7 separate regions of the Homo sapiens genome follow, and all the other regions are linked to region 4. A link is a loop called in an ENCODE intact Hi-C map of the cell type or tissue named here. Cell type or tissue: IMR-90. All regions are shown on one strand.

Region 1 (4,000 bases), 100 kb after region 4:
GCTTCATCAGGGACAGGAGGAGGGTGATAGCAGGGAAGGGCTCTTCCCCATGGGATGCAAAGGTAGGGTTAGAATTTGCCCAAGATCCTTGCTGTCTTTCTCTAGGATCTGGGAAGCAGTGGTCCCTCGGGGCTTGGGATGGAGTTGCCAGCACCTTCCTTGGTAACCTCTGAGGCCATTATGTAGTTAGTGGGGAGGCTGCCTAGTATGGTGGTTAAGGGGAGTGGCTCTAAACTCAGATGCATCTGAGTTCTAGGCTTCATTCTCCCCTCACTAGCTGCAGAACTTGGACAAATTACTCAACCTCTCTGAGCCAGAATGTCCGCTACCAAAGTGCAAAATTGTGATAATAAAGGTACATGCTAGGATTAAATGAGATTATTCAGGTAAGCATTTAGCCTTGCATCTGGCACATAGTAAGGATTTAATAAGCGTTAGTTATTATGATTATCCCCCTTCGATTTTATGCCCATCGTCCCCTCTTGGTTCCCTCATCCCTCATCAGACCTTTTTCCCCAAGGCCACAGCTCAGGACCATCCCCTTCGGGCCACCATTGCCTGGCCACAGAGCTTCCTCATGGATCCTTCTCAGACAATCTCAGTCCTTGCTCCACAGATGGCAGTTCTCCCTGGGACTTTCACCCTAATTCGGAGCCACTTGCCCTCTATACCTCAGCACTTTGCCTTTTCTGTCTTGTGCCATTGTAGGAGAAGGAGCCAGAGACAGGGAACAAAGGACAGGGACAGAGAGCAAGCTGGCTAAGCCAGGCTGGGCAGAAGAGACGCTGAGAGTCTGTCCCGTCAACACTTTTTCCATGTGGGGAAGCAGCCACCAAGGGACTGAGCTTTCTGAGAATGTCCAGCTCCCATCCTGTCCAAAGCTGGGCTTCCCCGGGGCCACAGCCTCCACCCCAGCTGAGTTTCTGATCTCTTGGGTGGAAGGAAGGAACAAGAAGCTTAAAAAGCTCAAAAGATCACCTCCTACATAGCCCTCCTGGCAGCCCCCTCAGTCCAGCCCAGCACTGCCACCTTCGATTGCTCTCTTGCAGGCATCCACGTGCCACAGTTCACACCAACCACTGAAAACCCAAGGGGGAAGCTAATCTTTTCTTTTTTGTTTTGTTTTGTTTTTTGAGACGGAGTCTGGCTCTGTTGCTCAGGCTGGAGTACAGTGGCAGGGTCTTGGCTCACTGCAATCTCTGCCTCCTGGGCTCAAGTGATTCTCCTGCCTCAGCCTTCTGAGTAGCTGGGATTACAGGCATGCACCACTATGCCCCACTAATTTTTTGTATTTTTAGTAGAGACGGAGTTTCAAGCACGTTGGCCAGGCTGGTCTCGAACTCCTGACCTCAAGTGATCTACCCGCCTCGGCCTCCCAAAGTGTAGGGATTACAGGCGTGAGCCAGCATGCCCAGCCGGGAAAGCTATTCTTGAAAAGAGAGGGAATTCCTGAGGTTGACCCACCACCGGAGGCAGCGTTTTTTGCTCTCCAAAGTGCCCACAGGTCTCTCCAAAGGCACTTACTTCCCCTCCACCTCAGATGAGTTATGGAGAGCAAGTGTGAAAATGTCCCTGGTGCTAAATCAATTAGGATCGCCTTGGCAATCAAGTCCTTGATTTGTCAGCTTTATTTCCCAGCTTCTTCCGTACCTTCTAGGTAGAATCTCATTAACTCCTTTCCAATCTCTAGGAAAAAAGCAAGCACCTGAGAAAAAGAGGACACACACAGCTGCATTCAAGCCGCCTTCACAGAGAAAACAGGTAGTCAGTGGGGGAAAAAAATTGGCGATGTTATGCTTAAAATAGCTGGGAAATGGTAGCAGTACTTTAAAAGCAAGCCTGGCTGGGGGGCCTTTCCATTGGCCTTGCCCAGCTGTCTCCCTCCCACTCAGAACGAAATGTTCTGTCTTTTTGTGGTTGTAACCTCTTTTCACTTGGAATGACTTGCTATGTCTGGACGTTGATCAGGGCTGCTGCTCTAAGACGCTCTCACGCAATAATAAATTACCCAGTAAGCCTTGGTGTAAGATCTCCTCCCCCGCCCCCGCCCACTTTTTTCTCCTCCCCGTCCTCCTCATCCCACTGGAAAAGTCGCTGTGGTTGGTTCTTAGGCGGCTTCCAAGCCCATGCTGATCAGCATCACTTGCCTCTGGCCACCCTCCCCTGTGACCGGCAGCACATGTCGCCCCACGCGGCCCCGGCTTGGGGAGCGTAAGGCATGTGGGCCTCCATGCGGCCGCCAGACGAGGGCGGGACCGGGACGCTTCGCCCTGCCTGGGGCTCCTGGTGAGTTCCGGGTGACTGGAGTGGGGACAAGAGGCACCAGGGAAGGACGTGAGTTCTTTAGATTTTCCAAACGCCTCTGACACATGTCCTCACTCAAAGCTGCCCAAGAAAACAAAACAAGCTCCGCTAACTAGGGAGGCGGGAAAAAGTGGGGGAGGCAATGAAGGTTTGGCCTCAGAATCCCAGAACTACAGTGGGATGAGGGGTGGGCAGGGAGGAGGTGGAGAGGCAGGCAGGGCTGGCCGCCCTGGCACAGCCTTGGAAGCCAAGCTTTGGGGTTTAGAGGAGAGCAGGGGTCAAATGCCTGAGAGCCTGCCTAGGCAGGTAAGGGGAAAGGGGAAAGTGGCCAGGGTACAAGAGGGTGGTTCTCAAAATTGGCTGCAAATTATAATCACCTGGGGAGCTTTTACAAATCCGGACACCCGGGTCTCACCTTACACCAATGTTATCAGAATCCCAGGGGGTGAGACCTAGGCAGGAGTGTTTTTCTAAACTCCCCAGGTGGTTCCAATGTGCAGCTGACTCTGAAAACCAGCAGTGCAAGAGCTCGCTGCTCAGAGCTGGTCCCAAGCCCGGCAGCATGAACCACAACTGGGAGCTTGTCAGAAATGCAGAATCTTGAGCCCCAGCTGGGATCTACTGAATCAGCATTTGCATTTTAAAAATAACAGCCCTATTAAAGTATCATTCACATGCCATAAAATTCACCCTTTTAATGTGTACAATTAAGAAGTTGTTAGTATATTCAGAATGTTGTGTAACCACCACCTCTATCTGGTTCCATTTTCATCACTCCAAAAAGAAACCCCAGACCCTTTAGCAGTCAGTCCCCATTTCCCTCCCCACAGCCATGGGCAACCGCTGCTGTACTTTCTGTCTCTAAGGATTTGCTCCGTCTGGATGTCGCAATTACACACATTACGGTTTGCAAAGCACTGGCATGAAAAACCCTCTAAAACAAACGGCCCTTACTCCCTTCCCACAATCATTGCCATGCAGCCATGAGGGTCCAGAGTTGCTAGATTCTCTGCTTTTTTGCAAAAGAAGCCAATATGTGGATTTTTATGTGAAATCTTCCACTTTTTAAAAGGTTGGCAACTAATTCAAATTTATGGAAAACACTGTTCAGGCCAAACAAAACCTGCCCAAGGGCTGGATTCAGTCTGTTAGCCACCAGTTTGCAACTTCTGACAGTCACCAGGTTCTTCCCAAACCCACCCAAATCCTTTCTACTCCAGCCATAGTCTTTCTTTTTGTTCCAGTTTCCATGAGTGTGGGAAAATTACTGCTTAGTAGCCTCCTTATAAAATCTTCTCATCTTATTTCTCCCTTCTCCAAATGGACAGCCAAGCATTTCTTGAGGACCTACTATGTGCTTAGTGCTTTATATATTTTGTGAATCACTTAAATCTTCACAACAACCTTTAGGGCAAAGATTATTACCCAAGTTTTAAAGACGCAGAAACTGGAGCTCAGAGAGGTTAAGTAACTTTCCTGATGTTGCACAGCCACTAAGTGACAAAGCCTGAACTCTTTCCGCCTCACTACACTGCCTCTACTTCACCAATCTCTGCCCCGAGGCCCCATCTTTCATCTTTCTTCCTATTCTGAGCCTTTTCCCTTTTCCCCAGATGATGGACATGGCTGTCTGATGAAGACTCTAGACTGTCACAGAGCATGGTCTCAACAAGCTTAGGACCCATGTTTGCTGGGG
Region 2 (4,000 bases), 58 kb after region 4:
GCCTCCTGAAGTGCTGAGATTACAGGCGTGAGCCGCTGCGCCTGGCCAGAAAATCTTTCTACAGAGACATTTAAGTCCATATTCTTCCCTTAGGGAGCCAGTGGACCCTGGGATCCATTCATTCTTTCCTAATGGAGGATCATAAGGTCTCAGGGTGATCACATCTCACTCAGCAGAACCAGAGATGTAGAGAGGATGAGAGCTTGTCTGAGTCTGGGCTGAACCTGGGACCTCCTTTCCAAGTCTTTTTTTTTTTTTTTAACTAAATCTTTGATACGAACTTGTTTTCTTATTGACCTCATTTTCCTAAAAGCTGGAATAGGGGGAAAAAGGAGTTAATTAAGAGTTGCCGGTGAGTGGGGCTCCAGGAACTCAAAGTTTGACTGCATTGTGATTGTGCTGCCAAGACTCCATACTTGATTTGGAATATTGTACACTCTCCTACACGTTCCATTCTGGAAGCCACCCTGTTAGATTAATGTCTCCTATTTCCCAAACAGATAGCTTTCTTTGAGGATTGCTTGGCTGCCTTTTGGAATGATGTGGTTGAGCATGGCCGTCTCATAAAGCTCATTTGGACAGTTGGATATTGTTCCAGTCACCCATTGCAGCTCTCCTCTGCCTCACGTGTCAGAAAAGCCAAGGCTCGCAGAACTCAAAGGCAGTCTCTGGACCTCTCTAATAGTAGGGCTGCTGCTTCTCACCCTTTCTTCTTCCTTACCACTCTCTGGCACCTCCAAACCCCCTACCAACTTCCTCAACTCACTCATTCAAGCCTCTAACCATTCAACAAACCTATTCCCTGCCCCACTGATCAGTGCAGTAGGAACAGATTTGATCTCTGGGTCAGGAAGACCCTGGGCTGCAGTTCTAGCTCTGTAATTTATTACCTTTGCCGCCTTGGGCAAGGTAGCCTCTCAGACCCTTGGTTTCTTCATCTGTAAAATGATAGTGACAGTGCCTAAACCTTGGGGTTGGTGGTGCAGCCAGCACAGTGTCTGCCCATAGCTGATGCTCTATTAATAGTAACTATTATTGTCAGTGAGTCTCAGACTCAATTTGCTTTTATAATTGAAGTATAACTAATGAACAACTCAGACGAGATCAGGTGTGTTCAGGGTGGTATGGCCGTAGACAAATTAATGATCAATTCAAATGCAGCTTTGCTGGGAACCTTAACCCTTTTGCCTTCCCTTCCCATACCACCTGGATTTCTCTGCCTCTGTCTCCACATAAGGGAGTCCCTCTTGAAGGAGCTGTTTTTACTTCTGTCCTGTGCCCTGTTTTCCTGGTGGTGTTTTTCCCCTGCCAGCCCAGCTTATTTCTCTGTCCCCTTTTCTTCTCATCATCTTCCTTGGAATCTTCGGGGGAGGGGAAAGCAATAGTTGAGGAAAAATTAACAAGCCAATGAAAGGTCAGCTCGGAGACTTTCTGAACCAAGAAAACTCTATGTGGTGCAGAGGGCAAATTAATATTAATATATCAGGGAATTCTGATACCAGTTAAGCTCCTGATTTAAGAGGTTTTTTTTTTTAGTGAATGTTCTTGATGACCCATAAGTATAGCCTGCACTTTGTTCTGTCTACTACACATGTCTTAGTGCAAACACCGTGTTCAGAGAGGTTGTGTCTTAAAGTTAACAGAATGTCCTGAGATCATTATTGTCTCCCACCTAAAGTGAGATGAAGAAAAACACCATCCCGGGCTAGTGCAGCAGGTTTACTTAGTTCTATTGGTCAGTACTTTGCAATATAATGGCTCTTGTACACATATTATCACCACTGGAATCCACCAATAGAGCACCACACCATAGCCAAAAATGTTGGCTGTTCAGTGGCATAACTGCCCTGGAAGCCGGGAGGAAATCAAGGCCTTCAGACTGCATTTGGCTGGGGCCTTGGCCAGGGTGTTAGTGCCAGGCACCTGGTTAAGATAAATGTCCTGAAGCAAACAATAATTACCTTCTTTGCTGATAAGAGGCCCCAGTACTTTTCCAATAGCATGATTGCGTTAGGATCTTTCTTTGGACCACAGCCTGTGGAGCACTGATTCATGGGTACTGGCCTTAACTTCATCCAAACTGTTGTATATGTGGTGGAACCCAATGTTCTCCTTTGGTCCTGAGTTGGTGTAAATAATATTCCCGGTTGCATCACCTGTCCCTGCCCCTCTTGCTCCTTCTGGTGGAAATTCTGCTTTTGTCCACCAGGTGGCCTCACTTAGGAAGGAGCAGAAGAAAAGGACCTCAAGTCTCTGGTGCCTTTATTTTTTTTCCCTCAGCTTGAGGCTGAATATAAATAAGATATATTTTAATGGAAACGTGTAACTTTTATTATGGAACAATCACCTCATCTTGTTTATGGTTTGGAGTCTGTTTTTCCTGAAGTACCTCTAATGCTGTGCATGGCTGGGCCCATCACAGGGCAGGTGTTTTCCTGGGATCGTTTATATAAATGTATACCTTTGGTTTGGAGTGTTATTGTCATTCGCTGTTTTAAAGAAAAGTAACAAAGTTGTGTTTTTAAAAAATAGAGACACGGGATCCTGGATAATGTTGAATGTATTTTCTTCAAAGAGTAGAATGTGGAGACTAAAGAGAAAAGGGCTGGCATCTTGTGGTCACTCCAGTGCTCACTCCAATACCCTGTCTCCTCCTCACCTCCTCTGTCACCCACCTAGCTGCTCTCCCATACATGTTCACCCACTCACCTCAGCTCCCGGACACCCTCTCCTCCATACATATGCATCTGTAGATTAGCATGGACCTGTGCATGCATTACATGCATGTCACAGATCTGTACATGTGCCGGTCCACAGACAAGTACTCCCACACCTGAACATTCAGAGGAAGGGGCAAGTGGATGAGTGCTGGGGTTCAGGGCAGGTCGGCAGGCCAGCTGGCTGGTGAGGGGAAAGCTGAGTTGATTAGAGAGTGAATGTGCAGGTGACAAAGTATGTGTGCAGGGGAGAGACTGAGAGGGCAGTGACTGGGAAGAGGGTGAGGCCGTGATGGTGAGGGCGCGTGTCCAGGGAGTATGACATGGGAGAGCATGCAAAGCCATGGGGGCATGCTGGCTGCCACCTGAAGAAGAGCTTTTCAAACTAGCGCTGTTCTTTACTGAATGCCCTCTGCCTCTTGTTAGGGCATTTGTATTTCTTATTTCTCTAGAAATCAGCTCCAGTTTGGTTTTTATCGATCTCCAGAGCCTTCTTTGGAGATGCCAGTTGGTACAAGAAAGTGCTGAACTGTTTACAGTCCCAGCCTAAGGTTCAGGGAGGGGATGTGGTTTAACTGGGCCACAAAGCCCGGTACAGGACTCATTTGCATGGCCCCTGACGCCATGTGACGCAGCCGGCTCCTCCTATATAAAGAAGCAGGAGCCAAAATATCTCCGAGTCTGGGTTGGACTGGCGGCCGTGGAGTTTGTGACATACGAGGTGACACCCCTCGAGTCACTTCCCTTCAACTCCAGCTGGAGCGCCTGCTTGGCTTTGGGTTCGTTCTGCAGCCTTCGCCCCGCTCCTAGCCTCAGGGCCGGACTCCAGCGCAGAGCCCAGCCCAGCGCAGCCTGCCAGCAGCCACCCAGCCGCCCAGCCGCCCAGCCCCGCACGAAACCCGGCCAGAGCTTCCTAGCAGCCCGAGCCATGAACACCGAAATGTATCAGACCCCCATGGAGGTGGCGGTCTACCAGCTGCACAATTTCTCCATCTCCTTCTTCTCTTCTCTGCTTGGAGGGGATGTGGTTTCCGTTAAGCTGGACAACAGGTAACCGCTGGCCCCAGCTCCGGCGCCTCCCGAGCCGGGGCGCCGGCCGGAGCTGGGCTAGGAGCCCGGTCTCTGAGCGAGCTGTGTGCCGCCGGTCCCTGTTCCCCGCGGTGCAGCATCCTGGGAAGGGGCGGGGGGGAGGGGACGCAGGAAGGGGGGGGTCACCGCCGCTCTGGGATCCGTCATCGAAGCGTCCCTGCGGCCGCTGCGCCGTGAAAACCAGCTGCTGCAGC
Region 3 (4,000 bases), 750 kb after region 4:
CTAATCCAGAGCAATGCCCTAACTCTCTTTAATTCTATGAAGTCTGAGAAAGGTAGAAAGCATCGGAGGAAATGTTTGAAACTAGCAGAGGTTCATTTATAAGGTTTAAGAAACAAGGCTTTCTCTATAACATAAAAGTGTAAGGTGAGGTAGCAAGTGCTGATGTAGAAACTGCAGCAAGTTTTCCAGAAGAGCTTGCTAAAATCATTGATGAAAGTGACTAAACAACATATTTTCAATGTAGCAGGAAAAAAGCCTTCTATTGGAAGAAAATGCCATCTAGCATTTTCATAGCTAGAGAGAATTCAATGCCTGGCTTCAAAGCTTCAAAAGACAGACTGACTCTTTTCTTAGGGGCCAGTGCAGCTGGTGACTTTAAGTTGATACCAATGCTCATTTACCATTCTAAAAATCCTAGGGCCCCAAGAATTATGTTAAATCTCTGCTTGTGCTCTATAAATGGAACAACAAAGCCTAGATGACAGCACATCTGTTTATAGCATGGTTTACTGAATATTTTAAACCTACTATTGAGACCTATTGCTCAGAAAAAAGATTCCTTTAAAAATATGACTGCTCATTGACAGTGCACCTGGTCACCTAAGAGCTCTGATGGAGATGTACAAGGAAATCAATGTTGTTTTCATGCCTGCTAACACAGCATCCATTCTGCAGGAGTAATTTTGACTTTCAATTTCTGTTTTTTTAAGAAATACATTTCATAAGGATATAGCTGCCATAGACAGTGATTCCTCTGATAGATCTGGGCAAAGTTGAAAATTGAAAACCTTCTGGAAGTTGAAAACCTGGAAAGGATTCACCATTCTAGATGCCATTAAGAACATTTGTGATTTATGGAACAAGGTCAAAATATCAATATTAACAGGAGTTTGGAAGAAGTCGATTCCAGCCCTCATGGACAACTTTGAGAAGTTCATGACTTCATTGGAGGAAATAACTGCTGATATGGTGGAAATAGCAAGAGAACTAGAATTAGAAGTGGAACCTGAAGATGTGACTGAATAGCTTCAATCTTATGGTAAAATTTGAATAAACAAAGGGTTGTTTCTTATGGATGAGCAAAGAAAATAGTTCCTTGAAATGGAATTTACTTCTGATGAAGATGCTGTGAACATTGTTGAAAAGAAAACAATGGATTTAGAATATTACATAAACTTATTTGATAAAGCAGTGGCAGGGTTTGAAAGGACTGACTCCAATTTTGAAAGTTTTACTGTAGGTAAAATGATATCAAATGGCATTGTGTGCTACAGAGACATCTCTCCTGATAGGAAGAGTCGATCAATGTGGCAAACTCATTTCTTATCTTATGTTAAGAAATTGCCACAGCCATCCCAGCCTTCAGCAACTACCACTTTGATCAGTCAGCAGCCATCAACATTGAGGTAAGACCCTCCACCAGCAAAAAGATAATGACTAGCTGAAGGCTCAGATGATTGTTAGCATTTTTTAGCAATAAAGTTTTTTTTTTTTTTTGAGATGGAGTTTCACTCTTGCTGCCCAGGCTGGAGTGCGATGGCACAGTCTTGGCTCACTGCAACCTCTACCTCACGGGTTCAAGCAATTCTCCTGCTTCAGGCTCCCAAGTAGCTGGGATTACAGGCGCCCACCACCATGCCCTAATTTTTGTATTTTTAGTGGAGATGGGGTTTCACCATGTTGGCTAGGCTGGTCTTGAACTCCTGACCTCAGGTGATCTGCCCGCCTCGTCCTGTCAAAGTGCTGGGATTACAGGTGTGAGCCAGCACACCCGGCCCAATAAAGTGTTTTTAATTCAGATATGTACATTGGTTTTTTTTAGACATAATGGTATTGCACACTGAATACACTACAGTATAGTGTAAGCATAACTTTTATATGCACTAGGAAACCAAAAAATTTTTGTCACTTACTTTATTGCAACATTCACTTTACTGTGGTGCTCTGGCACTGAACCCACAATATCTGCAAGGTATGTCTGTATTTGCGACTGCAACCCCACCCAACACACACACCATTTTAAGGAAGGATCAATTAAATCAAAAGACTACGAATATTTTACTATGGCTAAAGTATAATGGGAACTCTTGTGTTGGCTGCAGCTAGTGTAATGAGCTCCCTGTCTACCCTCCACTCTCCACATACTAATATCCATTTGTTACCATTGATAAACTATGAGAAGTGTTTGTTTGTTTGTTTGTTTATTCTGGGGAGAGGAACCAAAAGAGATGAAGAAAGAGAACAGAGGTGATAATATAGGATGTGTTCCCAGCCCTGTGTACTGAGTGACCCCTTGTGGTTAGAGAAGGATGAACAAACCAGAAATGGCAGGGAACATTCAAGAAAGGCTCTGAAATTCTGGGCGTAAGTGGGTTAGCTTTAGATCTAAGTCAACACAGTGTAATACAGAATAGGAAAAGCCCTTTTTGCCTATTCTTGGGACTCAGTACTGATTTGATACCCTAAAGAGCGAGCATTTTTGAAGCATGCAGAGACAGTTTACTTGACACTATAGGTGGTATCAGTGGTCATGCTTTTCTGAGTAGCTCGTCAGGCAGCAGTTGTAGACAAATGGGATTCAGAAAAGGAGAAAAGAACAGGGTGACTGCTCAGTGATAACTACAGTGGATAAATTAGTTTATATCACATGAGAGACATCTCTTTGCTGCAGTCTCCCAGTGGACATTTGTATTACATACATATACACAGGCACACATATTCATGGAAAACTGTATTGACGGCATGAGTATGTATATAGAAAGACAAAATAATCTACAGATAAAAACTATAATAAGTGAATTTGGCCATTTTACTAAATAGAAAGTCATTATGTAAAAGATCAATTTTATTTCAATAGACTAGCAACAAGTAATTGTAAATGAAAAAATTTTAAAAATACTATTTAGAATAACATAAAATACCTAGGAATTAGATTAACAAGACCTCTACACAAGAACCTACAAAATATTAGTGAGAGAAATTGAAGCAGATGTAAATAAATGGAGGAATTTACTAAGTTCTTGAAGAACTCAATATTGCAAAGATGTGAGTTCTGCCCAAATTGATTTATAAACATAATATAGTCCAATTAAAATCTCAGCACATTCTTTCTTCAGGGAGTGGAAATTGACACGCTCACTCTAAAATTTAGAAAGTGATGCAAAGAGCCAAGAATAGCCAAGACAATCCTAAAGTAGAAGAACAAAGGGAAGATTAACACAGATAGCAATACTTATAAAACTACATTAATAAAGACTGTGGCCTTTTCAAAAGGACAGACAAATAGACTAATAGAACAGAACACAGTCCAGAAATAGGTCCACACACATATGACATTTGATTTGTGACAAAGATAACACTGCAGAGCAGTGGGAAAAGGAATTCTTTTAAATTAATTGTTCTAGGTCTATAGAAGGAATGAAGGAAGAAATGAATCTCAGCCACAACCTCACACCTATACAAAAATGATTTCAAGGTGGATTGTAGATCTAAATGTGAGAGGCAAAACAGTAAAGCTTCTAGAGCATAACATAATAAAGCATATTTATGATTTTTGGAATAACAAATATTTTTAAATGGGAGGCAAAAATAACACTAACCATTAAAGGGAAATATTAAATTGGAATATATTAAAATTAAGAACTTCTGATCATCAAATTGTACCATTAAGAGAGTGAAAAGGCTGGCCAGGCGCAGTGGCTCACGTCTGTAATCCCAGCAGCACTTTGGGAGGCCAAGGCAGGCGGATCACTTGAGGCCAGAAGTTTGAGACCAGCCTGGCCAACATGGCGAAACCTTGTCTCTACTAAAAATACAAAATTAGCTGGACCTGGTGACGCATGCCTGTAATCCCAGCAACTCGGGAGGCTGAGGCAGGAGTATCACTTGAACCCAGGAGGTGAAGGTTGCAGTGGCCCAAGATTGTACCACTGCACTCCAGCCTGGGCGACAGGGCAAGACTTTGTCTCAACAAAAACAAAACAAAACAACAACAACAACA
Region 4 (4,000 bases):
TTTGTACTGTTTTTGTCTGTCTGCAGCTCTGTTTCTGCAGCTAGACCATGAAGTCTTTGGGAGTTTGTCCTGTTTTGTTTACCTCTGAATCCCCACTTACACTATACCTGACACAGGACAAGCACACAGTGACTGTTGAATGAGTTCATCCAAGAAAGAGATGCCCCTTATACCCTCTTTCTGCTCCACCCAGAAAGCTACCAGCTCTGTCTGGAAGTGGGGGCCCCCCTCCGCTTTCTTAGTTTATGCAAAACGTTTTGCTGCTTGGAGTCTCTCCATCCAACGCAATATATGTCAGCAAAGCAAGGCTTCACAGAAGGGAGCCAAGGTGGCCCTGCCCAGTCAGCCTTCTCCTGAGGAGGTGTGCAATATGTCAATACAAGCTGGACTTGTATGCAAATACATACCAGCTCCTGAACTCTATCTCTGAACTATGTAGTTTTTTTATATCTCAATTATATTTACTCTTGATCAACCTGGATATAGTATGGAAAGCTGTACTGAATTATTAACAATACTGCTTGAGAGCAAGGACTACAACAAGGGAAATGTCAAGGGGACAGAATCTTGAGTTTAATGGTGCCAAATGCCAAGAAGGAAATACTTCTACCAGGGCCTCATCCCAAGGTTATGCACAAAGATAAAAGGACTCAGGCAAATATAGAAACAAAAGTCCCAGCAGTTCACAAAACACAACTTAAATAAACATTTATGGGTCTAATATATTTTGCTATAACGTTTAACATGAAATAATTATAAACAAGAGGAAAAAACATAAACACTGTAATTACAAAACAATTTAGTAGACTATAAGTCTACACAATGCAGATGAAATTTCATATTCTACTACCTCCTCTGGCTTTTACCCAAGAACATTTAAAAAAAAAAAAAGCGAAGAAGAAGAAAAAGGGAAATTAATACATCTAAAGGGTTTGCTTTTGAGAGGAGAAATAGAGACTCCTCAGCAGTCTGTTAGAACGAAAGGACCATACTCTCAGTTTTGCAGGTATGGTCAGTGACCCCCAGCACCTCTTTCACCTCTGACCTTGGGATCCTGTCAAGAGCGAGAAGTACGGCTTGTTTTTGGCTTTCCGGCTGCTACAGCATAGAGACCACAACCCCACCTCCATTTTCCCCAAGTTGCAGGGCACATATAGGACCCACAGGGCCTTGGGAATAAGAGTTACAATAGTTGGCCGCTCTTTGCTCTTAATCACAGGCCTGATGCTTGTGGTACCCGGAGGAAGTTTCAAATCTATGGAAGTCCAATCCGCAGGGACTCAGGCCAAGTGAAGCTCCACTAGAAAAAAGGGCGGCTCTGGCCCTAATTGGTGTTCCTGCCTATTAGCTGGAGCTCTCTTAGTGTAGGAGCGTGTTCCTGCCTATTAGCTTGGCCACAGAACTCTCTTAGTGTAGCAGCTCCGCCTCCTACACTTCTTCCCTGCTACTCTTGGAACCAACGCACTGTGGATTCCACCAGGAGGTACCTCTGGTGCCTCTCCGAGCTTCTGTGACGCAGGCAGAGAACGTTCAACGTCTTGGACACTAGATGGCAGTATATGCTGCTCTATTTCAAAGGCCAGACTTGTGAATGAAGGAGCCGATGCGGGGGTGGGGAGTACTGACTGAAATGTAAGTCAGTTTTACGTGAAAACTGAACGTCATGAAAAGTTTAGTTTTTTCAGACACTAATCGTTATTTAATCCTACACATTTAAAGTATTCCAAGTCTCTGAGTCCTGAGAAACCCTGGAAACCCACCACTTGCCCACCCAGAACATCCCTCCATCTTACAGAGCTGGGGCACGCCCCTCAGGCCTGTGAACATGCAATCGCTACATCTATTGAAAGGGTAACGACAGACGGAGATCAACTAAGGTGGCAGGTAAGGTTCAGAAAAGGAGAAGGACAACAAATTTGGAGAAATAGGAGAAGGTAAGTGAAGTGAGGAAAAAGAGGGGGTGCTGAAGTAAGAAATGAGGGGAAAATAAGGGAAATGGCGGGGGTAGGGGAGAGAAAAATGAGAGAAAAGAGGAAAGGGGAGAAAGGGGAAATGAGGAAATAGAGAAAAGGAGAAAAGAAATAAGGAAAGAAAGGTAAAAGAATGGAAATGGGGGAGAAAGTAGAGGAAATGGGTAAAGAAAAGAGAAAAAATAAGGGAAATAGTGGAATGAGTGGAAGCAGAAGAGCAGAGAGAAGGAAGGGGAGGACTGAGGAGAGACGGCGAAGGGGCAGAGGGAAACCGGGACAGAGACTGCCTCTGAGGGGTTCAGGGAAGAGAGGACACAGCGAGCTGGGGAAAGGAGGTGACGATATCGTTAAGTAAGCAGAAAGAGACAGAAACTGAGGAGAGTTTGAGCGTGCTTCTCTGAGTTTTGCTTACGGCATTTATTGGGTACTCCTAATGTGTGCCTGGCACTCTCTGACTCTCTGCAGAGGCAACCGCTCTCCTTGCACGCCCCCCCCCCAGAAAAAGGGGGGCTTTGGAGGGCGGCAGTTTAAGGCTACAACACTTGGGGCTCTCGAGGGCGTCGTCTCTTCTGTAGGGGGACCCATTCGAGGTGAGACTAGAGACATTTGCCCTCACGCCGAGCTCGAGCCCCGCGAGACCGGGCCACTGAGGGGGCACGGCAGCCCGGGTGGGCTGCGTGCGTATTTCTGGCGGAGGATGCGCCATGAGCGCTGAAAGAGCCTGAACCGAAGCGTCCGGCTCGCCGAGAGAGTGAGAGCCGGGCCGGCTCCCAGGAGCGCGGGCGAGGGTGCGAGCGGCAGCGTGGATGCCAGGGCACAAGGGTGCGGGCGGGGTGGGGCGAGGGGTGGAGGGACAGGATCCAGCCGCTCGGGGCCCCCGCCCGCCAGCCGGAGAAGTGGCGGAGGACCGTTCTCCGCCGTCCCCTCTAGGGTAATTTACATGCTGTCATATCCCAGTGCTGACTCCCGGGCGTGCAGACCGCTAACTAGCTCACTCGCTCTCAGCTCCTGCCACCGCTCAGCCGTCACAGCCCAGGGGAGCCCGAGAGCCTGAGAGCCTGCAAACCGGGGAGGGAGGGAGCAAAGGAGGGAGGGAGCAAGGGCGCGCCCTGGCTCTCCCTCTGCCCTGCTGCCCGCCCTTCCTGCCTCCACAGGTCCGCCCCAATCCCCGCTCACACTTGGGAAACTTGGGACTGCGCTGGGGCCGCGTGTGGCACCTCAGGGGGGCGGCCCCCGGCCTCAAGAGGAGGGGGAGGAGAAGGAGGAAGAGGAGGAAGTGAGCCCGAAGGATCCGCTCGGAGCTGTTTGTCCAGCTGTTTCTATTCGCACCCGGAGCAGTACAGCCAGAAGGGGGCCGAGCCGAAGGTGGCTGGCTTTAGGCGCTAATTTCCAACTCTTTTCCTCACAGCTTGTCTTTTCCAGGCACCCTGGAGTCCCCTCAGGCCAGCTCGGTGGGCGCGCACCTGCCAGCCGCCCCTGACCTCGCAGGCCAGGCGACCTCCGAGCCTGAGAAGATGGCCCAGTCCAAGCTCGATTGCCGCTCACCTGTCGGCCTCGACTGCTGCAACTGCTGCCTGGACCTGGCCCATCGGAGTGGGCTCCAGCGAGGCAGCAGCGGGGAGAACAACAACCCGGGCAGCCCTACAGTGAGCAACTTTCGGCAGCTGCAGGAAAAGCTGGTCTTTGAGAACCTCAATACCGACAAGCTCAACAGCATAATGCGGCAGGATTCGCTAGAGCCGGTGCTGCGGGACCCCTGCTACCTGATCAACGAGGGCATCTGCAACCGCAACATCGACCAGACCATGCTCTCCATCCTGCTCTTCTTCCACAGGTGGGTGGCTCGGCACACGGCGGCAACTCGGTCCTTGCTCCCACCAGCCTCTGCTGCACCCTCATCTCTGGCAAAAGGGGCAACTAGGAAGTTCAGGAGGGGTACTGGGGAGGTCTGACTCAGGCTACAGTGACTGGACCTTGAGGTTGCCTGGAGTACCGCGGAGCTGAGGGGAGGACTGGCAGGTGCAAGCCCT
Region 5 (4,000 bases), 880 kb after region 4:
CACTGTTTTGGCCTATCAGGAACATGGTGTTGGTTCCTGTGTTTTTGGTTTATCCCCTGGCTGGCAAGGCTCGTGACAACCTCCATGGAAACACAGAAACCCAGATACAGAAAGCCAACAAGGAATGACTGCTCTGACAGCGGGTGCCACAGCACTTGCTACTGACGTTACACCCATCATCTTGTGTGGTACTTGTAATCACAACAGTCCTAGAGATAGGTCTTATTATTATCCCCACTTATTAATGAGAAAACTAAGAGTTAGCTGGGTTTCTGTGCCTGGGTTTGTGTGCCTGCATGGAAGATGCTACAAGCCTTGTCAGCAGTGATTAAGTAAAAAATACAGGAACCAACACCAGGCCATGACAAGTAAAACAGTGAAGTCAGGTCACCAGTTTACAACAGGAGACTGGAGAAGAGAGGAGATGAACTGTCTGTCCACTAGAGAGCCATAAAGTCACAGTGCGGGGTGGCAGGGGGGCGGGGGAGTAGGAGGTGGTGACACCCACAGGTGTGGGAGTGGGGCTTTCCCTGTCCAGAGAAGACTAGACAATAGGATACCTAGGAGGATAAGAGTTAGAACAGCTGATAATTCTGGAATTCTTGTTATGAACCTTACATGGATTAACTCCTTTAATACAACAACTTTGAAGGATAGGTACAGTTGGGAAAACTGAGGCTTAGAGTGGTTTTTAAAACTTGCCCCAAATCACACAGTTGGTAAATTGTGGCACCTTCTAAGCGTCAGGCTTTTTACACATTTTACCTCATTGAATCCTTATGGCAACCCTAAAACTCAAGCACTATTATTTTCCTTGTTTTATGGATGAGGAAACTGAGGTTCAGAGAGGTTAAGGAATCTTAAGGTCACGTAATTAATAAATGACCGATCCAAGATTTGAGAGATGACAGCAATTGCTCCAGGTTACATTAATGGTAAGTGGCAGAACTAGAGTTCAGGGCTGCCTGACACCAGAGCCCTGTGCTTTCAGGAGGTGGAATCAACAGGGTTTGCTGAAGGATTAAATCTGTGGGAGGGCAAGGGAGAAAAGATTTAAGTTCTGGCTGCAGGGAAGTGAGTCAGAGGATATGAAGAACTCTGGGCCAGGGGCCAGGAAACACTGAGGGCCTCTGAAAGGTGTCACTGAGGGAGGAATGTTTGGGGACCTCCTGCCCGGCAGTGGCAGGCTCTCACAGCACCTGGGCTGTGGGCACAGGGCTACCAGGGGTGAGAGGGGGATGAGGGAATTCTGTTCCTGCCCCTCGGTGCTGTGCTGCCTCAGAGTGGAATGGGCCCTGGCTGGGCATGTCTCACTCTGGCTGAAAAGTGGGAGGAACTACCAATTGCTGAGCTCTCCCGTTCTATCCCAGGCACTGTGCTTGGCACCACACACACTTTATCCTGAACTGGGTGGTGGTGGTGGTGGGGCATCCTAATGTTTACAGATAAGAAACTGGGACTCAGAGAAGTGAAGTGACCTGTTAGTAGCACAGGCAATGAGTGGGAAGCTGGGGTAGAACAGGACAGTGCGACTACAGAGTCCTGGCTCTTAACTACTAGGCTCCTCCTTCCCTCCTCCTTATTCCCCCAGAGAAGCCCTGAAAGTCCCTTAGGGCAGGCAGCTCACCCTGGCCTCCTGCAGCCTACGGGGAAAGAAGTGTGTAAACTGTCACAAAAAGGCATTGCTATCCCCATCACTGGGGACACCTTGAGGCCTGGGACCAAGTGTGAATTAAAAGAGGTTGAGGGAGAGACCAGGAACCAGCTGGAGTCAGGCTCTGGGTTTTTCTAGAAGTCTTCCATCCAAGGGAGAGAACAGCGGCCTCCAAGTCCCTAGCGATTCAATTCGTTTTCGCTAACAGCAAGACAGGCAGCCCCCTCTAGTGGCTGAGCTCTAAACCTACAGCACAAAGCCCAGGATGAGCAGGGCTCATCCATCCAGAGGATTCTATGGCCAGCACTGTTTTGTACCTGGTGGTTATAGGGACAGACTCTGGATTTAAACCAAACCTGGGTTCAAATACTGGCTCGACTCCTTGTTAGCTAAGTGACCATGAGAAAATGTCTCTAAGCCTTAGTTTCTTCATGTATAAAATAGGAATGATAATAATACCATTTTAACAGGGTTAATGTAAGAATTAAATGAGACAGCATATGTAAGGGGCTGGCAGAGTACTTGGCACATTACAGATGTGATAGAGACATGCACATATATTTATATATACATGTACACACACTACTATACATTGTGCATAGGTGTATATATGAATGTATACACATCTAATAATTGTTCTTTTTTGACACATGCTATCATAATAGTCGTCACCACTTTGACTTCCCTTGCCTTTCCCATCTGATATGGTTTGGCTGTGTCCCCCCTGCCCCCAATCTCAAGTTGAATTGTGGTTCCCATAATCCCCACATGTCATCGGGAGGGACCTGGTGGGAGGTAACTGAATCATGGGGGCGGTTACCTCATGCTGCTGTTCTCATGATAGTGAGTTCTCAGAAGAGCTAATGGTTTTATTAGGGGCTTTTCCCCAATTTGCTTGGCAGTTATCCTTGCTGCTGCCATGTGAACAAAGACTTGTTTGCTTCTCCTTCCATCATGATCCTAAGTTTCCTGAGGCCTCCCCATCCCTGGGGAACTGTGAGTCAATTAAACCTCTTTCCTATAAATTACCCAGTCTTGGGTATGTCTCTATTAGCAGCATGAGAACAGACTAATACACTATCTATCTAGCTCTACTAAACCCTGGTGCCCCAATTACTGTCAACACACTCCCCTGAAGCTTATGGGAAAGACATGGGCTAAGATACTTGCTTTTCTCCATGCACACTTTCAAGAATCTTGGACTGCACATCTTTGTCCTTCAATATTCTGGGAATGTTAATAAGCTTGCTTTACACAGGTGCTACGCTCTTTCTGTGTTTCAAAGCAACTTTACCTCCGTGATCTCATTTGAATCTCTTAATACTCCCAGTACTCTCATTTTTTTTCATTTTGTTTTAGATACGGGGCCTCACTGTCACCCAGGCTGGAGAGTAGTGGCTCAATCATAGCTCACTGCAGCCTCAAACTCGTGGGTTCAAACAATACTTCCACCTCAGCCTCCTGAGTAACTAGGACTGCAGGCGTGTGCCATCATGCTCTGCTGTTTTTTTTTTTTTTTAAATAGAGACAGTGGTCTCATTTTGTTGTCCAAGCTGGTCTTGAACTCCTGGGCTCAAGCAATCCTTCTACTTCAGCCTTCCAAATTGGATTACAGGCATGAGCCACTGTACCCGGTAACATTTTTAAATGAGGATATTGAAGATGATGACATGGGAAATGACTTGCTCAAGGTTGCATAGCAAGTCAGTGCAGGAGTCAGAACTAACCTCCAGAATCTCGATGTTGAGTCCAGTGCTTTCTACCAACCCTTGCAATCGTCCAGGGCCTTAAGCTCTGACTAAATATGAAGCACTTGTAATCCAGGACAGAACTTACTTTTGAAGGCCACACCACTACACTTTGACACCAATCTCCTGCTTCTACTGAGGCCAAGGTTGTATCTCCAGGAAACTATCAAACTATGATTCTTTACCTATAAGAAGTGGTGCCATGTTGCCAGGACTGGTGACCCAAGACAGCTACATCTCCGAAACATGCAAAGAATACAATTAAATGTTAGATGATGGGTTTGCAGAGAGGTGAACATTATCTTTTCAGCCAAGCTGCATGCACTGCTAAAGAATTAGCTGCTGTCCTGTACTCACAGCCAGCTTGACTTAGCCACTCTTTTTGTGTTGGACATAACCATCAGTGTCTCAGAAGGGCAGCCTTGTCCCTAGTCAGCACAAAAATTGGGAGGTGTTGATGCATGTCAGCAGCATGGGTCCTGATGGCAGCATCTGTTTGTAGGCACTGAGAGAAGCAGTACGATAATAACTCAAAGCTCTCAGTGTCATTTGATATTACTTTGGGGGCAGAGGATGCAGGCTTGGCTGTCAGTAGCAG
Region 6 (4,000 bases), 120 kb after region 4:
TCTGTACTGGCCTTTTCTGAAACCTGGTGGGAGATTGGAAATACCTTCTTGTAACCTGGCTTCCCACTTGGCCCTTGCTGACATGGGTGGGGTGGGGCCAGTTGGCTTTGTGGTGTTTGGTTATTGTCTAAAGGTTTTATGTCTTGATAGGCTGCCTCTTGCCTGGTCCTTTCCCTAGAGAGAGCCAGATTTTGTTAGGGCTTTTTTTGTGTGTACCCACTGGAGTTTCTGGGTAGCCAGTCTCTCTAGAACCCAGTCTGGGATATGTGAGGCAAAAAGAAAACCCGGGGAACTCACTGCCTCAGGTCCTGAGGTCTCTACTGGATCTGCCTTCTCTCCATCTTTCGGAGTCTTATGGTTCAATATATAATGTCCAGACCTGTTATCTGACATCCTATATTTTTATTTTCTTTAAAAAAAAAATTTTTTTTTGAGACTGAGTCTCACTCTGTTGCCCAGGCTGGTGTGCAGTGGCGTGATCTCAGCTCACTGCAACCTCTGCCTCCCAGGTTCAAGTGATTCTCCTGCCTCAGCCTCCTGAGTAGCTGGGATTATAGGTGTCTGCCACTATGCCCAGCTAATTTTTTTTTTTTGAGACAGAGTTTCGCTCGTTGCCCAGGCTGGAGTGCAATGGCGTGATCTCGGCTCACTGCAACCTCTGCCTCCCAGGTTCAAGCGATTCTCCTGCCTCAGCCTCCCAAGTAGCTGGGATTACAGGGATGCACCACCATGCCCGGCTAATTTCTTTTTTGTATTTTTAGTAGAGACAGGGTTTCTCCACGTTGGTCAGGCTGGTCTCAAACTCCCGATGTTAGGTGATCTGCCCGCCTTGGCCTCCCAAAGTGCTGGGATTACAGGCGTGAGCCACCGCGCCAGGCCCATGCCCAGCTAATTTTTGTATTCTTAGTAGAGACGGGGCTTCACTATGTTGGTTGGCCAGGCTGGTCTCGAACTCCTGACCTCAAGTGATCTGCCTGCCTCAGCCTCCCAAAGTGCTGGGATTACAGGCGTCAGCCACTGCACTCGGCCTTTTTTTTAATTTTTGTTTTTTTGAGATGGAGTCATGCTCTGTCACCCAGGCTGGAGTGCAGTCGTGCGATCTCAGCTCACTGCAACTTCTGCTGCCCAAGTTCAAGTGATTCTCCCGGCTCAGCCTCCTGAGTAGCTGGGATTACAGGCATGTGCCACCATGCCTGGCTAATTTTTGTATTTTTAATAGAGATGGGGTTTCGTCATGTTGGCCAGGCTGGTCTCAAACTCCTGACCTCAATTGATCCGCCCACCTCAGCCTCCCAAAGTGTTGGGATTACAGGCGTGAGCCACCGCGTCTGGCCTGTATTTTTATTTTCTAAATCTGGCAACTCTATCCAGGATCCCTATTACCAGCTGAGGGAGCAAAGAGGATTTGGGAATTTTGGATGAATTTTCGACCACAAAGGGTGGAACAGCAAGAAGCTTCTGCTCAACCCCTATTAACTCAGGAAATCCAGGGTTTTTTTTAGGGAATTAAGCTGACTGGCCAATTTTCTTGCCTATTTATGTTAATCAAAGTTTTGCTGTGCTTCTAGAACCTTGGCAAACTTTCCTTCCCATATATTTGCCAGTGACATTGAGTTTGTGCTAATGAGGCCCTCTGCTGTCTGCAGAGAGAAGGGCAATTTCATAAATCTAGAGGCTGTAGCAAATTTCTCTGCAGAGGAACAAGGTGGATCAGGAGTTCATAAATTACATTCAATTATGAGAGTAGCTGATCCCAAAACTTTGTGGAACTGTAATGCCCTAGATCTGTTTAATTTCAAGATACTGTATCCTCACAGAAATGTGACATAGTTTGAAAATGAAGGTTATGTCAAACTGTATTTGGACATTTGGTGACAAGCTCTCCCAGGAACCCCCAAATTGGGGTACTGGGAGCCATCTCGGGACTTCACTGAGGCAGCCTGGGCATAGCAGTCAGTGGCATTTGCCAAAGGGAAGAAAGGGCTCACAGAGGCCGAGCTAGGATGTGCACCTGTGCTAGCCCAGAGCCCTCCAGGGCCCTTACTCCACCATACTGAGAGGGAAGTAGAATAGTGTTCAAACTATGGGGCCAAGTGAACCTCAACCCGTAGAGAGGGGCTGGCTTTCCCATCATCATTGCTTTCTGCTCCATCCAGGCCTTTGCTGATGGAGTCCTGAGTAGGGGCACAAAGGGAGGCAGAGAGAGGTGGTGGGAGCTGTCACACCGCATACTCCCAGGAAGTACTGAGAAGGACACCACCCACAGTACAGCCACTCTCCTCCTTGGAGCTTTTCCTTCCCTCCCTTCAACCCAGGAGAACAAACTTACAAAAAGTACTTACTCCCTAGTCCTCCCCTGAAGGGAGGAAGGAAGGGAACTAACACTTACTGAGTGCCAGGAACCTTATCAGGTAATTTACATAATTTATATCATTTAGTGTTCACAGTAGCCTTAATAATAATAATAAGGATAGTAACACTTACCCTTGTTTGAGGGCTGGCTTATATGCCAAGCACCGCTGTTCACTTCATCCTTCACCACGTAATTCCTCCCTCTCTTCATCTCTCTCTCTCTGCTTTTCTTTGTTCCTACTTCCTTCTTTTCTTTCTCCTTCCTTCCTTTCTCCTTTTTTCCCTCCCTCCCTCCTTCCTTTCTCCTTCCTTCCTTCCGTTCTTTCCTTCTTTCCTTCTCTCCTTCCTTCTTTCCTTCCTTCTCTCCTTTCTCTTTCCTTCTCTCTTTCCTTTCTCTTCCTTCTCTTTCCTTCTTTCTCTTTCCTTTCCCTCCCTCCCTCTCTCCCTTCCTTCCTTCCCTTCCTTCCTTCCTTCCTTCCTTCCTCAGGGTCTCACTCCGTTGCCCAGGCTGAAGTGCAGTGGCATGATCATGGCTCACTGCGGCCTTGAGCTCCTAGGCTCAAGCAATCCTCCCACCTTAGCCTCCTGAGTAGCTGGGACTAACTAACATGTGCACCACCTTGCCTGGATAATTAAAAATATATATTTTGTAGAGACAGGCTCTTACTATGTTGCCCAAGCTGGTCTCAAACTCCTGGCCTCAAGCAATTCTCCTGCCTCGGTCTCCCAAAGAGCTAGGATTACAAGCCTGAGCCACCATGCCCAGCCTGAGTTGTTTCTCCTAAACCTCACAACATCATGCCGAGGTCAGTGCTGTTATTACCTTGTTATAGATCATACAGCCAAGAAGTTATAGAGCTGGGATTTGAAATCAGGTTCAACTCCAAATCCCATACTCTTAACCACTACATTGCACTTCTGGGAATTAATGTAATTCAAATTTGAATCAAGGTCTGTGAAGAACTTTCTAACCTAAGGTGCCTAGGTGAGGAAGTCAGACAGATGTGCAAGAACCCATATGCACACACACAGTCTGGAAAGAACTTTGAGCCAGAGTGGGTCTCAAGCTGTCAGTGCCCACTGCTAAGCAGGCCAGGTAAACGCCTCCAGGCAATGATTACTCTTGTGTGTAGTAAAGTAGTGGCTGGAAGAGGACAAGAGGGGACTTCTGGTTTTTTATCTGGATGACAGGTATGTTCAGTGTCTGAAAATTCATTGAGCTATAATTTTTTTTTCTTTTGAGATAGGGTCTTGCTCTGTCACCAAGGCTGTAGTGCAGTATCATGATCTCAGCTCACTGCAGCCTCAACCTCCTGGGCTCAAGCAATCCTCCCAGCTCAGCCTCCTAAGTAGCTGGGACCATAGGCACATGTCACCACACCTGGCTAATTTTTTAAGATTTTTTGTAGAGATGGGGTTTCACTATGTTGTCCAAGCTGGTCTTGAACTCCTGGGCTCAAGCGATCCTCCCGCCTCAGCCTCCCAAAATGCTGGGATTATAGGCATGAGCCACCGCACCCAGCTTAGCTATAAATGTAAGCATTGTGCACTTTCTGCTTTTTTAAAGGCATGTAACATTCTAGGAAGATAAAGTAGTTCCTTGTGGTGAGTTCCTTGGGTTTTCACTTTTTTTTCTTTTTTGGGTGTG
Region 7 (4,000 bases), 240 kb after region 4:
ATGGTTGGAGTATCTACCATCTGACAAACACTATACGTCAGGAAGCTCTGTAGAAAACCAGTTTCTCTGAGGTGGTTCCCATTATTTTGGCTTTCTTTTTCTGGGCAGGTGGCTCCAAGCAGAAGGGATTCCAGTTCTTTAAGTACAGGCTGTTTTCAGAACCAGAAAACTGGGTTTCATTTGAAACAGATTGTCTGTACTTGCTTTATCAGGGTCATTCTTGGTCATAATCCGGTACTTTATCCGTTTAAAAATATTTACTGAGTGCCTACTGTGTGCCAAGGTCTAAAGATTTCAAGATTAATAAATATCCAGTCAGTCATGAGGACTAGTTGGTAATTCAAAGATTAAGGAATACCCTTAAGTACACAGAAGCTTATTAAGTGGCTATCTATGCAGTATGGTTTGAGGGGCCCTGGGAAAGAACTCCTGTGACCCCTCTCCCCAATTGTCTGCCATGCTATGAGTCACTCTTACAAGGAAAATGTCATCTGAGAGAGACTCCATATCAGAATCATTTGGTGAGCCTTTTCAAAAGACCAATACCAGGGCCTCATCTCCAGAGCTTCTAATTCAATGAGTCAGGGCAAGAGCCCAAGTATCAATATTTTCATGTTTTCTTTTTTTTTTTCTGTCTCTGCTGCTCGAATGAATCAGAAGTGACTATTAATAGTTTTCAGAGCTTCTCAGATGGTTATAATGGATAAACAGGGTCAAGAACCATTACCAGGCCAGGTGTGGTGGCTCACGCCTGTAATCCCAGTACTTTGGGAGGCCAAGGCGGGCAGATTACTTGAGGTCAGGGATTCGAGACCAGCCTGGCCAACATGGCGAAACATCGTCTCTACTAAAAATGCAAAAATTAGCCGGTGTAGTGGCACATGCCTGTAATTCCAGCTCCTCGGGGGCTGAGGCAGGAGAGTCACTTGAACCCAGGAGGTAAAGGTTGCAGTGAGCTGAGATGGCACCACTGCACTCCAGACTGGATAATAGAGTGAGACTCTATATATATAAAATAAAATTACCAGCCACAGTATGTAGGAGTAGGTATTAGGCCATTATCAGCCACATAATGTAGGAGCTATTAATAGAAGGAGACTTGCAGATTGTCTGGTCCAGTGGTTTTTTTTTTTTTTTTTTTTTTTTTAACAAATATAGATTCCTAGGCCACATCCTGGACCTATTAGGAGGTTGTCTTCTGGAAGTAGTGGTAATCAAACTTTAACATGACAAGAGTTCTGTAATAGGTAGCAGTCTCCTTGCACCCATGAGATGCCAAGTGCCTGCTGTGAACACAGTAGTATTTTCTGTGATGTAGGGGGTATAACATTAAACACATATTGGGGGTCTTCAAGAAGCTTTCAGTATAGCTAAAGAGAGAAGATCTGTCAATGGAGACTTGTTAAGGTGGTTACGTTCTATGACATTTCCATAAACACTGAATTAGTGAATACTGAACTGTTGCTCCAATATTTCACATAAATTATGGTGTTAAAATGTAAAAACAACTCATCCTAGTAGCTTCTATGTTCTTTATTTTACAAAGAGAAAATGAAGTTCAAAAGTGTTAAGTGACTTGCCTGAGGCCACTCCACTCACAGGTGCCAGAGTCAAGATTCAAACCCCGTCCAACTGGCCCCAGAACTGCAGTTTCTTTCTTGCACTACACTGCACTGCCCCCTATCGTCTTCATCCTCTGATTACCTCTGTATGAGATCTGACACAAGAAGGCAGAGCATCACCTTGTCCGACCTCGGCTGGGAACGTGTGCATGGGGTAAATCAAAATTTTCACACTCTGCACATGTCTGCAAATGACCAGGAAAGTGCCGTGATTATTGATTTTGGGGGTTATAAATAAATTTTTGGGAGTAGGCAAATTTGCAAATAGGGAATCTGCAAATAATGAGGATCGACTGCACATGTAGGTAAGGCTGACATTCAATTGGCATGCACTGGGATGGCCATACCAGTTGTAAAATACAGAGAGATTCTTTCACACTGATTGGTAAATAGGCACTGCCCTATGCTTCCTGGATGCCACCTGACCTCTCCCCCTGGACCTCCTTACAAACGTAGATCAACTACAGGGTTAACATCTGGCACAACTAGGAGGCCTTCAAGATTCTGCTCCGGTGTTATTACTGGCTTATATTTTGACTGGATTGGCTCCTACTGTACAGGTCATTAAATGTTTTGACAATTAGCCCCGTGTGTGTGTACTCGTCCACTTCTATGCTCCAAGGATTTAGAGAGCACAAGACTGAGAACTAGAATGTAAGCTCTGTGAGGGCAGGGACTATGTTTGTCCTGTGCACTGCTATATTCCCAGCCTAGAAGAGTGTCCAGAATAGTAGGTATTTAATAAATGCTTGATGAGTGAATGAAAAAATTAGGGAAATGCTCATTGAGATTAGTCAGGCAAAGCTGTTTGGAGAACATGAGTATCAAACAAGGTCTTAAAAGAAACAGACATGTATTAGAAGAGATGTGGAATAGCAAAAGGACAAAAGTCCACGGGGCAGTAAGACCTAAGAAGGAAATGTACCTAAGAAGGAGAAGGAAATCAGCCTGGCCGCAGCAAAGGGGCCATGGGTTGGGACCTGCAGAGTAAGCAGAACAGGGGGTAAGAAAATGTTGGAGGCACTGGGATGGGAAAGTCGAGATAGAGATTGGGGTGAGTGTTACGCCCTTTATTCTGCACCTAAGTTTGGACACTTGAGTTTTGTTTAGGTTGCTTTGTTGGCTAGAAACTGGGTTTCCTTCCTTCCGTCAACCAATATTTATTAGCACCTACTCTGTGCCAGGTGCTGGGGATACAGCAGTAACAAAACACAGTCTCTACCCTCATGGAGCTGACATTCTAATGAGGGACAGAGACAATAAACATGTAAATATAATATCTCATGGGAATGTAAAATGGCACCGCCACTTTGAAAAACAGTCTGGCAGTTTTTTAATAGGCTAAATATACACTTACTATTTGATCCAGCAATCGTACTCTTGGGCATTTATCTCAGAGAAATGAAAACTTATGCCCACAAAAATCCTGTACACAAATATTATAGCAGCTTTATTTGTAGTAGTTCAAAACTGGAAACAACCCAATGCCCTTCAACGGGTACATGATTAAACAAACTGGTACATCCACACCATGGAATACCATGGGTACTACTCAGCAATAAAACGGAACAAAATATTGATACATGCAACAAGTTGGATGAATCTCGAGGACATTTTGCTAAGAGGACATTTTGCTAAGTGAAGAAAGTCAATCCCCAAAGGTTACATATTATATAATTATATTTATATATTATTTTTGCTTGTTTTTTAGAGAAGTGGCCTCGCTCTATTGCCCAGGCTGGAGTACAGTGGTGCTATCATAGCTCAAAGCAGTCTCCAACACCTGGGCTCAAGCAATCCTCCTGCCTCAGCCTCTCAAGTAGCTGGGACTACAGGTGTGCCCTACCACACCTAGCTAAATTAAAAAGAAAATTTTTAGAGACGAGGTCTCATTCTATGTTGTTCAGGCTGATCTCAAATTCCTGACCTCAAGTGATCCTCCCATCTCAGCCTCCTAAGTAGCTGAAATTCCAGACAGGAGCCACAGTGCCTTGCTTCCATTTATATAATATTTTTGAAATAAAATTAGGGAAATGTAAAGTGGTTGACAGGGATTGGGTGTAGGCGGTGAAGTGAGTGTGGTTATAAAAGGACAACACGAGGAATCCTTTGGGTGACAGACTTGTCCAGTGATTTTTTTAAGTTTTAAATTTTTGTGAGTACATAGTAGATATATGTATGTCTAGGGCACATAAGATACTTTGACACAGGCATGCAACGTATAATAACAATATTATGGTAAATGGGGTATCTTTACTGTGTTGGTGGAGACATAAACCCACATGTGATAAATTCATATTGAATCATATACATACGTTGTGTCATTGTTGATTTCCTGGTTTTGCTATTGCACATAGTTTTTGTTCTGTTTTGCCTTT

The links. A loop is a pair of places that touch in the nucleus more often than their neighbours do. Peaks named below come from ENCODE experiments on the same cell type or tissue, not always from the same donor. Only the 100,000 strongest peaks of a DNase experiment are listed, where the experiment ranks them.
Region 1: a loop joins it to region 4, with 5 times the contacts of the local background. A loop is called at or near these places in 83 of 110 quality-filtered maps.
Region 2: a loop joins it to region 4, with 7 times the contacts of the local background. A loop is called at or near these places in 86 of 110 quality-filtered maps.
Region 3: it touches region 4 in a loop (9-fold over the local background); 15 of 110 quality-filtered maps call a loop at or near these places.
Region 5: it touches region 4 in a loop (8-fold over the local background); 13 of 110 quality-filtered maps call a loop at or near these places.
Region 6: a loop joins it to region 4, with 15 times the contacts of the local background. A loop is called at or near these places in 95 of 110 quality-filtered maps.
Region 7: it touches region 4 in a loop (19-fold over the local background); 28 of 110 quality-filtered maps call a loop at or near these places.

The regions. Positions count from the first base shown.
Region 1 is chrX:107,675,120-107,679,119 of GRCh38, reverse strand. No RefSeq gene overlaps it. Among named protein-coding and RNA genes, the nearest start is that of PRPS1, 49 kb to the right of the region's middle. RefSeq lists silencers at 1,756-1,875, 2,706-2,765. In IMR-90, no CTCF peak of the experiment used is centred here; a DNase peak (open chromatin) is centred at 2,029; H3K4me3 peaks cover 761 bases; H3K27ac peaks cover 489 bases; H3K27me3 peaks cover 551 bases.
Region 2 is chrX:107,716,457-107,720,456 of GRCh38, reverse strand. All of the region lies in intron 1 of TSC22D3 (TSC22 domain family member 3), which reads left to right. Among named protein-coding and RNA genes, the nearest start is that of TSC22D3, 57 kb to the left of the region's middle. RefSeq lists an enhancer at 3,696-3,775. In IMR-90, a CTCF peak has its summit at 2,194; DNase peaks (open chromatin) are centred at 2,206 and 3,356; H3K4me3 peaks cover 837 bases; H3K27ac peaks cover 484 bases; H3K27me3 peaks cover 667 bases.
Region 3 is chrX:107,024,028-107,028,027 of GRCh38, reverse strand. No RefSeq gene overlaps it. Among named protein-coding and RNA genes, the nearest start is that of MORC4, 26 kb to the right of the region's middle. In IMR-90, a CTCF peak has its summit at 2,291 (motif pointing left); no DNase peak of the experiment used is centred here.
Region 4 is chrX:107,774,904-107,778,903 of GRCh38, reverse strand. TSC22D3 (TSC22 domain family member 3) reads left to right here and starts at 3,117. Exons shown (of 3, transcript NM_198057.3): 1 at 3,117-3,804. The coding sequence starts at 3,485. NCBP2L (nuclear cap binding protein subunit 2 like) reads right to left here and starts at 1,171. Exons shown (of 2, transcript NM_001348372.2): 1 at 1,046-1,171. RefSeq lists silencers at 2,778-2,837, 2,811-3,105 and enhancers at 2,868-2,917, 3,194-3,770, 3,771-4,000. In IMR-90, CTCF peaks have their summits at 1,548 (motif pointing right) and 3,020; a DNase peak (open chromatin) is centred at 1,573; H3K4me3 peaks cover 460 bases; H3K27me3 peaks cover 900 bases.
Region 5 is chrX:106,892,414-106,896,413 of GRCh38, reverse strand. No RefSeq gene overlaps it. Among named protein-coding and RNA genes, the nearest start is that of RIPPLY1, 8.9 kb to the left of the region's middle. RefSeq lists an enhancer at 1,235-1,759. In IMR-90, a CTCF peak has its summit at 1,878 (motif pointing left); DNase peaks (open chromatin) are centred at 1,083 and 1,853; H3K27me3 peaks cover 625 bases.
Region 6 is chrX:107,657,560-107,661,559 of GRCh38, reverse strand. No RefSeq gene overlaps it. Among named protein-coding and RNA genes, the nearest start is that of PRPS1, 31 kb to the right of the region's middle. In IMR-90, a CTCF peak has its summit at 1,632; a DNase peak (open chromatin) is centred at 1,609; H3K27me3 peaks cover 154 bases.
Region 7 is chrX:107,535,688-107,539,687 of GRCh38, reverse strand. All of the region lies in intron 4 of FRMPD3 (FERM and PDZ domain containing 3), which reads right to left. All of the region lies in intron 1 of FRMPD3-AS1 (FRMPD3 antisense RNA 1), which reads left to right. Among named protein-coding and RNA genes, the nearest start is that of FRMPD3-AS1, 8.1 kb to the left of the region's middle. In IMR-90, a CTCF peak has its summit at 1,682; no DNase peak of the experiment used is centred here; H3K27me3 peaks cover 181 bases.